Linked DNA regions of Homo sapiens: region 1 is linked to region 2. A link is an interaction called in ENCODE POLR2A ChIA-PET data of the cell type or tissue named here. Cell type or tissue: CD4-positive, alpha-beta T cell. All regions are shown on one strand. Each heading gives the region's core, and the rest is flanking DNA. Links, peaks and the distances in the headings are about the cores only. Region 1 has its middle 15 kb from the start of KLF5. Region 2 overlaps KLF12 (KLF transcription factor 12).

Region 1 (5,384 bases), core at 153-5,152, 660 kb before region 2:
GAGACCACAAGAGTCCAACACCACGTCCGGCTAATTTTTGTATTTTTAGTAGAGACAGGGTTTTACCATATTGGCCAGGCTGGTCTCGAACTCATGACTTTGTGATCTACCTGCCTCAGCCTCCCAAAGTGCTGGGATTACAGGTGTGAGCCACCGCACCCAGCCGACTTGGCTTCTTAAACATTAAACATACTGGATTGTTGCTACATGTCACAATGGCCAGTGTGTTTGTATACTGATATCACTGAATTGAGGTGGCACTGGTATTAAGTATCCTCTCTTTAGTTTTTGTAAATTTCTGAAAAATTAACATATTATAACTCCAATGATGACATATTACCAGGATCATACAAACAAATGCATTCAACCACCTCACCAAACAAACAAGGCGAAGTGTAAACCAGGATGCTTTATGGAGGAAAAAAATGAATAGACTTAATCAAATATTCATGGTGAGAGGGATAGAGATTTTCCAGAGACATATCAACCGAAAATAATTGGGCAGGAAAATTGAAAGGATCAGACTTTCTTTCATAAGTTGACTTTGTAAAATGCTACATAGCAAGCATCACATTGATCATTCTGCTGGTTCCTTTTCAGGAGCTGCTGCCAGTGCTTTGTATCTTACAGCATATGTGGAGTAGATTAAGAAACTAAACTCAGTTATTGTGAGGTTCTAACATTTTTTAAACAGGTAAACACAAGGCCTCTCTTTCTCTTTGTATCTTTATTTTATTTTATTTGTATTATTGTTTTAAAATTTATTATTCTTTTTTTTTTTTTTTTTTTTTTGAGATGGAGTCTCGCTCTGTCGCCCAGGCTGGAGTGCAGTGGCGCAGTCTCTGCTCATTGCAAGCTCTGCCTCCCGGGTTCATGCCATTCTCCTGCCTCAGCCTCCCGAGTAGCTGGGACTACAGGCGCCTGCCACCACGCCTGGCTAATTTTTTGTATTTTCAGTAGAGACAGAGTTTCACCATGTTAGCCAGGATGGTCTCGATCTCCTGATCTCGTGATCCACCCACCTCGGCCTCCCAAAGTGCTGGGATTACAGGCGTGAGCCACCGCGCCTGGCCTTATTATTCATTTTTTAAAATAGAGACAAGGTCTTGCTATGTTGGCCTGGCTGGTCTCAAACTTGTGGCCTCAAGCAATCCTCTTGCCTCAGCCACCGAAACTGCTGGGATTACAGGCGTGAGCCACCATGCCCAGCCTAGAGATCTTCTTGTGTCAGTACAGATATAGACACTTTATTCTGTTAAAATTGCTGAATAGGCCAGGTGCGGTGGCTCACGCCTGTAATCCCAACACTTTGGGAGGCCGAGGCAGGCAGATCATGAGGTCAGGAGTTCAAGACCAACCTGGCCAACATGGTGAAACTCCATCTCTACTAAAAATACAAAAATTAGCTGGGCGTGGTGGCGCGTGCCCGTAATCCCAGCTACTTGGGAGGCAGAGGCAGGAGAATCGCTTGAACCTGGGAGGCGGAGGTTGCAGTGAGCCAAGAGTGTACCACTGCACTCCAGCCTGGTGGGGGTTGCAGTGAGCCGAGACCGCGCCACTGCACTCCAGCCTGGTGACAGAGCCAGACTCCATCTCCAACAAAAAAAAAATTGCTGAATAGTAGTACATGGTGTGGATGTACTAGAGTTTACTTAATCATTTACTTGATCATTACATACTTACTGTTGGATATTTAGATGGCTGCTGATTTTTCATTATGACAAACAGTGCTGCAATAAACATTCTGCTATGCCTATCTTTGTGCACATTTGAATAATTTTGAGGAACAAATTCTTAAAAATGGAATGTCAAAGTGTATGACACTTTTATGTGTGTGTGTGTGTATGCATATATATATTTTTTTATTTTTTATTTTTGTAAAGATGGGGTTTTGCCCATGTTGCTCAGGCTGGTCTCAAACTCCTGAGCTCAAGCAGTTCACCCACCTCAGCCTCCCAAAGTGCTAGGATTAAAGGTGTGAGTCGCCACACCCAGCCGAAATTTTATATTTAACAGATCCATGAAATTGCCCTCTGTACAGATATATATTTTACAAAGTCCACAAGAAGTTATATTTTTACTGACATTATGAGACTTTCAGTTTCCTCTACATCCTCCTGGAATCTTTCTCATTTTTGTACATCAGTTGAACAAAATGCTATTCCATTACTGTTTTAATTTGCATTTTCCTCATAGTCAGGGGGTTGGAAATCTTTTCCTATGTTTATTGGCCATTTGTATGTCTTTTTTGTGAATTGCCTATTTACTCCTATTGCCTAATTTTTTGTTTGTCGCATTATCTTTTTTTTTTTTTTTTTTTTTGAGATGGAGTTTTGCTCGTTGCCCAGGCTGGAGTGCAATGGCACGATCTTGGCTGACCACAGCCTCCGCCTCCTGGGTTCAAACAATTCTCCTGCCTCAGCCTCCCAAGTAGCTGGGATTACAGGCACCCACCACCACACCTGGCTAATTTTTTTTTTTCTTCCTGAGATGGAGTCTCGTTCTGTCACCAGGCTGGAGTGCAGTGGCGTGATCTCAGCTCACTGCAACCTCCACCTCCTGGGTTTAGGTGATTCTCCTGCCTCAGCCTCCCTAGTAGCTGGGATTACAGGCATGTGCCACCACACCCAGCTAATTTTTTTGTATTTTTAGTAGAGACGGTGTTTCACCGTGTTGGCCAGGATGGTTTCAATCTCTTGACCTTGTGATCTGCCCACCTCAGTCTCCCAAAGTGTTGGGATTACAGGCGTGAGCCACTGCGCCCGGCTAATTTTTGTATTTTTAGTAGAGACAGGGTTTCTCCATGTTGGTCAGGCGGGTCTCGAACTCCTGACCTCAGGTGATCCACCTGCCTCAGCCTCCCAAAGTGCTGGGATTACATGCGTGAGCCACTATGCCTGGCCAGTTTATCTTTTTCTTTAAATAGCTTTTTAAAGAATGTCTTTTGTGATTGTGAATATTAATCTTTTGCTGCAAATAATTTCTCCTAGTCACTTACTATTTTGGGAACTTGAGGGTAGAGGGGTCACTTATCATTTAACTTTTTTTTTTTTGTCAGGGGATAGAGTCTCACTCTGTCACCCAGGCTGGAGAGAATGGTGAGATCACAGCTCACTGTAGCCTCAACCTGATAGGCTCAAGCAATCCTCCTGCCTCAGCCTCCCAAGTAGCCAGGACTACAAGCATGAGCCACTGCACCTGGCTATGTCTTTTAACTTTATGATCACACTGATTCACAAGACTTTCCATTATGTTAGAAATTCTCCTGGACTTTATTACATAAATTATTTACACATCATGGAGAAATCTGATTTGATCCATTTAGGGGCTAATTGTTCTCATCAATTTATGTAATCTGTGTTGAACCCTAAGCACCAAGCTAGTTCTTGCCCGGAATTCCCTCCGCTTTCCTCCTATCTACCGTTTTGCAGTTTGCAGAGACTTGCGCTTTCTTTAAGGGTTAATCCAAGTATCAAAGTCCACAGTGATCTCTCTCTTCCTGGTTCACCATGCATTTGGGACATGATAAAGTTTTGTATTTTGCATGTGTATATATTGTAACTTAAACTAGATGGGATTCTATTCAACTGAAGCAGCTTCGCTTTTGTCTGGACTCTCAGTGTTTTTACTCATAGGAGTCCAGTACGTATCTGTTGGTTGTTTTAAAAATACTTTATCATAGGAAAATCTTCAATGACTCCTTTCTCCCTCATACATACACGCTGTGGGCAATTTGCATCGGCATCTCTTCAATCATCCTTTGTGTGTGCTCTGTCTTCTGTTGCCACGTGCCATTAGGCCACCCTGCTCATTATGTCTGGGATTCCAAACCTCAACAATAATGTTGTGAACAGTGTTAAGGATCTCATTTCTGCCGGGCGCGGTGGCTCACACCTGTAATCCCAGCACTTTGGGAGGCCGAGGGGGGCGGATCACAAGGTCAGGAGTTCGAGACCATCCTGCCGAACATGGTGAAACCCCATCTCTACTAAAAATACAAAAAAAAAAAAAAATTAGCCGGGGGTGGTGGCAGACGCCTGTAGTCCCAGCTACTCGGGAGGCTGAGGCAGGAGAATGGCGTGAACCCAGGAGGTGGAGCTTGCAGTGAGTCGAGATCGCACCACTGCACTGCAGCCTGGGCGACAGAGCAAGACTCTGTCTCAAACAAAAAAAAAAAAAAAAAAGGATCCCATTTCCTCAAAACGTTCTGGTGGCATAAAAAGAAGAATCTAGTATTTTTCACATTTGAAAGATATATCTTTAAAGTCCAACTGGTGCCTGGCATGGGTCTTTATTTCATGCTACCTCAGATCTGCCTTCTCAAACACATTGCAGAGCGCGATGTCGGGATGGCCCCACTAAGATCAAACCCCATGGTCCTTGACAGCAGGTTTTTTGGCTTTTCAAAATTAAACCCAGGTTGGGCACGGTGGCTCACGCCTGTAATTCCAGCACTTTGGGAGGCCAAGGCGGGCGGATCACGACGTCAGGAGTTCAAGACCAGCCTGGCCAACATAGTGAAACCTCGTCTCTACTAAAAATACAAAAATTACCCAGTCATGGTGGCACATGCCTGTAGTCCCAGCTACTTGGGAGGCTGAGGCAGGAGAATCGCTTGAACCCGGGAGGTGGAGGTTGCAGTGAGCCGAGATCGCACCATTGCACTCCAGCTTGGGCAACAGAGTGAGACTTCATCTCAAAAACAAAAACAAAAACAAAAACAAAAAACACCTAATCAAAACTACATTAAAATAAAATTGATATTTTATTGTTTGAATTGTGCATATTATTACCACTGCCTCTACTATGTTTACCTTTTTTTTTTTTTTTTTTTGAGACAGAGTCTTGCTCTGTCGCCCAGGCTGGAGTGCAGTGGCGCCATCTCGGCTCACTGCAAGCTCCGCCTCCCGGGTTCAAGCAATTCTCCTGCCTCAGCCTCCCAAGTAGCTGGGACTACAGGCTCCCGCCACCACACCTGGCTAATTTTTTGTATTTTTAGTACAGACACAGTTTCACTGTGTTAGCCAGGATGGTCTCGATCTCATGACCTCGTGATCTGCCTGCCTTGGCCTCCTAAAGTGCTGGGATTACAGGTGTGACCCACCGCGCCCGGCCTTTTTTTTTTTTTTCTTGTGACGGAGTATCACTCTTGTTGCCCAGGCTGGAGTGCAATGGCATGACTTTGGCTCACTGCAACCTCTGCCTCCCGGGTTCAAGAGATTCCCCTGCCTCAGCTTCCTTAGTAGCTGGGATTACAAGTGCCCACTACCACTCCCAGCTAATTTTTTTGTATTTTTAGTGGAGATGGGGTTTCACCATGTTGGCCAGGCTGGTCTCAAACTCCTGACCTCAAGTGAGCCACCTGCCTTGGCCTCCCAAAGTGC
Region 2 (5,384 bases), core at 110-5,109:
AGAAGGATCAGAAAGTAGAAGCTGAGATGTTTGGAACTGTTTCTAAGATGGCTATTTTAAAGGCAGAAGCAGCAGGGAAAACAGCACCTGGTAGAGCAAGGGTTTGTCTGAGCCCATAAATGTAGAGTGGGGAAACAGTGCAAGTGAAGTGTGATCAAGTGTAATAAACAATCGTGAAAAACAAGGGAAGAGGCCTCAGAAATACAAGAGGCAGATACTTCCCTACTCCACGAATAAAATCAATAAAAATGATATATAAATTATAAGCTAGGCCAGATGCGGTGGTTCATGGCAGTAATCCCAGCACTTAGGGAGGCTGAGGTGAGAGGATCAATCACTTGAGGCCAGGAGTTCAAGACCAGCTTGGGCAATATAGCAAAACCTTATGTCTATCAAATAAATAAATCAGCTGGTGTGGTGACGTGCATCTGTAGTCCCAGCTACTTGGGAGGCTGAGGCATGAGAATCACTTGAACCCAGGAGGTGGAGGTTGCAGTGAGCTGAGATGGTGCTACCGCACTCTAGCCTGGGTGACAGAGCAAGACTCTGTCTCAAAAAATAAATAAATAAATTAATTAATTAATTAAAAAGAAAAAATAATAATAAAAAAATTTATAAGCTATTTGGGGCTAAGTAACTAATGAAGGCATGTAATAAGGAATGAAAACCTTTCCTATGTGGGGGAGGGGGAAGAAAGTATATCAGAAAACAGTAATTTAATTATCTAAGTGATAAAATGAATTTTCCTTGAAATTTTCCTTATAAAAACATACACTTTTACGATCCCCCCAAAAATCCTATGCATAATATTCTTCGCTCCCATTGCCCCATTAATAAAATTAGAATTTAAGCATTCTCTCACCATGCTTAAAAAAAAAAGAAAACAATATCTTCAATTCTCTCCTCAAAATTAGAGGCTGAGTTATGGGGGTAGGGGAAGAGAAGATGGCTACTGTGTCCAGCCAGAGAGCTCAAGAGAGACCTGTTTTCATTATATACGCCCAGTGCCTAGTATTTCATTAAAAAAAACAAAACAAAACAGGAAAGAAAGTCTATAAGTGCTCTCTTTAGACTAGTGAAATTTTAGAAATGGATACCAAAAATTTGAGTAGCTACTGCATTGTGTTTTAACAGGACACTGTATCTTATGTTTGTGCTTTGAAGCAATTTAAAGCACACAATCTTATAAACACATTAAGACAGCAGAAACTAACTTCATGATGAGAGTAAAAAAACTAATTAGAAAGATAATTAAGTTTGTAAGATATCCAGTAGTATGTGTAAATGAGCCCTGAAAGGCTATCATAAAGAACAGAATTGTCTTTTTTGTCTTCTTTCCTTTAAAAACTTGCTAGAAAATAGAAAGCTAAATATAATTTTTAAGAAGTCAGCAGCAGGGACAGAATGGTGAATTTTCCATGAAAATGTTCCTATGAAAAGAGTTGGCTGGGACAATAAATGGAGTCAGACCCCTCCCAGGGCCTGGGCTGCTGCTGCACCTGGGCGACTCTGCATCAGGTTGAGCAGTGGTGATCAGAAACTTGATTTCTATTAATTTCTTTAGAAATAATGCATTTCCCCTAAACTCATTTGAATTAGAATTCTTCAAATTACTTGAATTCTGTAACACACATAAGAGGAATGTGCAAATGTGTTATTCAAAACTATTTTCTCTGGAAATAAGCTAAAAATAAAGACAGCCTACCTACCTTCTTTGCTTCTTTTGTCTAACTCACAAGTACACAGTCAACCTCTTTTGACAATAGTCTTTAAAAATGTGTTTTATGTTTTTCTGAATAATCTAAAGTTTTGACTTTACTTTGATTTGATAATCTTTGATTTTGGTTTCTTATATTAAATCTATGAAAGAGCAAACTTACAGAAAAAGGTATTGTGCATTTCTTTGCCAATAAATCTTAATAAGTTTTTTTTGTTTTTAAGTTGAGACATTACATTTTTGATGTAAAGAGAAAAATCAAAGGACACTAGTTGGGTAACGGGTGGCTAGCTGGGTGATACCATGCCAGTGCTTGGTGTATAGCTTATTAACTTCTAGGTCTTCAATTCTGAAGGGATGGTCTCTATGTCCCATGATAAATCCTTAGGCCACTTCCAGGTTTTGTATTTAAAAAAAAAGAATATGACCATTTTCACCACAACCTGTGCTTCTCCAGTTCTGTGAAAAACCTGGACTAAACTAGGAAAACTTCTGAAAAAGAAACGTGTTAACCAACACTAATAAGAAGAGCATCTGTTTTTTAAAGTGAAATAGTCCTCTAAATGTTAAAAAAGACGACATACCACACACACACACAAAAAAAGGGTGGGGGAGGTGTGGTTGTTATTGTTCATCCTGAAAACTCTGTAACTCCATTTCGGAGTTCATGTTAAATACAACTTTCTATGTATATGCAGCATATAAAAATGTAGGTATTATTTAAATAGACTAAGTGTTCTGGGAAAACAAAAACTCACATCAGGGTTTTGTTTTGTTTTTTCTTGAAATAACCAACTGATGGATTATGAAAACGGCTGTCTCTTTCAATTTTGGTTAAAGAAAAGGATTAAGAGTCACTAAGTGCATTTCCATGACATTTACCCAGCAGAAGGCAGAATAAAGTCTAAAGAAAACACCAGGTATTGAATGGATTCCCAAAACCCACCAAACAAAAATAACTTTTTCAGGTACCTCCCATTTCGCCATCTGAAATGCTGAAAGGTACATGTGTACTGAGACAAAAGACAGGTGCCCTTTCATATTAAAATGACGTGTGAGCAACGCACATAAGAGGAATGTGCAGTTTGAAAAAGCCTGTGTTAAACAAAACATCCATGTTCTCATCAGCTTCTCTATTATTTTCTCAAGCAACTGAAAAGGAACACCTTTTGCAACAGGAAGCACAGGCATTTTCTTAGGTTCAGAAGTGCATTTCTGAAACGTGTCCCTGTTTAACTTTTATAAAGTTACGGGGCCCCAGACACTGACAAATGAGCTTCATTACATTCAAGGCTCAACGTATTTGCTGTGACAATCTGTTTCACTTGAGGAATGGTATTTGCATATGAGGAAAAAAACAAGAATCAAGATTCCTATCTTGTCTTCTGGTTTCTGTTACATTAGTTCATGAAAGTTCACAGAATCTAGATCTGGAAGGAAATTAGGTACCTTCAAGATGAGGAAACTGAAACCTAGAGGCGGGGAAAGAGCTGAGATTACAAGGCCCCTGACTTGTCTGCAGACAGACCAGGCGGCTATACCTCTTCATAGTTTACGGCAGCATACAATACCACAGGTTTTGAAATCTGAAAGAGCACACAGCCATATACAGGCTTAGTCACCTATATGAGATTGATCCAAGGCCAAAAAGTTAAGCTTTCTGAAAGCTTCCCAGTTTGAAAGTTTCCCAGTTTCCTCATCTGTAAAACAGGAATGCCATTTACTCCTGCAGCACTGTTGGGAAACTCAAAAATACACACACTACATACCTGGCAAATAATACCCACTCAATAAAGGATATTTTATATTTACAAAATTCAGGGTATTTCTGTTTTTATAAAGAAATAAAAATAATATAAAGTTAAAAATGGATCCTGTTTGCTATTTTTTCAGCAATTAATTATAGTTTTGGGGTAAGCAGATGCCAATCCTGATGCGATTTTCTTAACATTTTAAAGTATAAAGGTACTTTATAGGCCAAGCAGACCAATCTATTCCATAATGTCCATTTGGTCCTGTCAATTCAATCAAATAAGTAATCAATATGCCAGTCTCCATCCTACTGAATTGCCTGGACTGAATTAATTGGCTATCTTTTTCATTAGGTATTATGAAGACCAAGTGGGTTCCTTCTTTCCTCCTCTAAATAATACTGCATATTCTCTAATAAGTATTGTTGATAAAAATTATATTTGCTAAAGCATATAGTACTTTCCATGTACCATACTTTGCTCTAAGAGCTTTATGGATATTACCTCATTTAATTTTGATAACTTCCTAAAGAAGTCGTTGCAATAACTAACCCCACTTCACCCAGTGTCGTCACCCAGTTAGCATGTGTCTCAATTGCCACTCACCCTGCCTCTCAACATTTTAAATTAGTGCTGTCATAAACCAGGATATCTGGTCAGAACTGGGCACGGAGACTGCAAATGTGAGCTACTACTCACAGGACAGACAATAGTGTTAACAAACACAGGCTAGCCCTTCTCACCCAGAAATCCGATATAAGTGAACTAAAATATCCCATAATAAAAGTGAACTTTAGTGTAAGTAAAAAGTTCAAGGTCAAAAGACAATATTTTATTTGGCTGTTCTGAGTTTTCATTTCTACGTAGTGACCTTTCTTTTCCTATGTGACTGGTTACTTTTTCCTTGGTTTCTTTTGCAGAGACCTCTTCCTTTACCTGTTGCATAAACGTTTCCAAAGATTTTGACTTAACTTCTCGCGTGGCAGGTGTTCCTCTTGGCTCATATGTCTTCCACTACAACCTATAAGGGAAAAGACTCCTAAGCAGCTATACCTCAGTCTCTCTCCTAAGCGCCAGAGAGGGAGACAGGACATTTCCAACTGGTGGTCTGAAAGCATCTTCAATATGAGCAAAACTTGCTCAGCATTTGCCACCTAAACATGTTCCTCTTCCGGTTTTTCTGGAAAAACAGTAATTCCATCTACTCAGGTACCAAATCGTCAATGTCTCCAGTTGGAGAGATTTCTTGGACTCTTCCCTCTGTGTGACTCCCTGCCTGCCCCACTCTGATAATTACATCTGCCAGTTCTGCCTTCTAAAATCTATCCAGCAATCCTCCCAGTTTATCCCCACAGTGGTGGTCTACCTTGCTTTAGGTCCTTTCCACCTTTTACCAGGACCAGTTTCTAATGATTCTGTTTCTCCGTCTTGCCTCCTATGCACACCAATTTATTGTCCATGCTGTAGAGAAAGAAAACTTTTTGAAAGATAATCTGATCATGCCACTTGTTGGCCCCATAGTACCCTGAGACACTCTCTTCACACCACGCTGTGATTGAAGGTTTTCCTCTCTGTCCGACTCAGCAGTGCCGACTCAGCAGTGCCGTACTGTGGATGACTTTGAGCCTTCTTACCACTGTATCCCCAGGGCCTAACACATTAGTGCTGTGTGCTAATAAAGACTTGTTGATCAAAGGAGTGAAACTACTTTAATTTAAATACTTTGTTCTTTTAAAAATAGAACATAGGAGGGTCAACATAAGAGTAATCTATTTTGTGAGACAAAGAGAGTACACTGTTTACATTCTATCTATTCTATAATGTTTTCTTGTCTAATGAATTAGAATACATACTTTTGAAAATAAAAATATATTTGTGAGGTATCATTTAATACTAGTGCCACTTACAGTTCTAGT

What was found. ChIA-PET counts read pairs that join two places held together with the same protein. Peaks named below come from ENCODE experiments on the same cell type or tissue, not always from the same donor. Only the 100,000 strongest peaks of a DNase experiment are listed, where the experiment ranks them.
Region 1: POLR2A ChIA-PET joins it to region 2 with 13 read pairs; 5 of 35 experiments call an interaction of 5 or more read pairs at or near these places.

The regions. Positions count from the first base shown.
Region 1 is chr13:73,041,751-73,047,134 of GRCh38, forward strand. No RefSeq gene overlaps it. Among named protein-coding and RNA genes, the nearest start is that of KLF5, 15 kb to the right of the region's middle. In CD4-positive, alpha-beta T cell, for the core only: no CTCF peak of the experiment used is centred there; no DNase peak of the experiment used is centred there.
Region 2 is chr13:73,699,714-73,705,097 of GRCh38, forward strand. The region is part of intron 7 of KLF12 (KLF transcription factor 12); the gene reads right to left. Among named protein-coding and RNA genes, the nearest start is that of LINC00393, 41 kb to the left of the region's middle. In CD4-positive, alpha-beta T cell, for the core only: no CTCF peak of the experiment used is centred there; DNase peaks (open chromatin) are centred at 2,868 and 3,198; H3K4me3 peaks cover 1,109 bases; H3K27ac peaks cover 3,863 bases.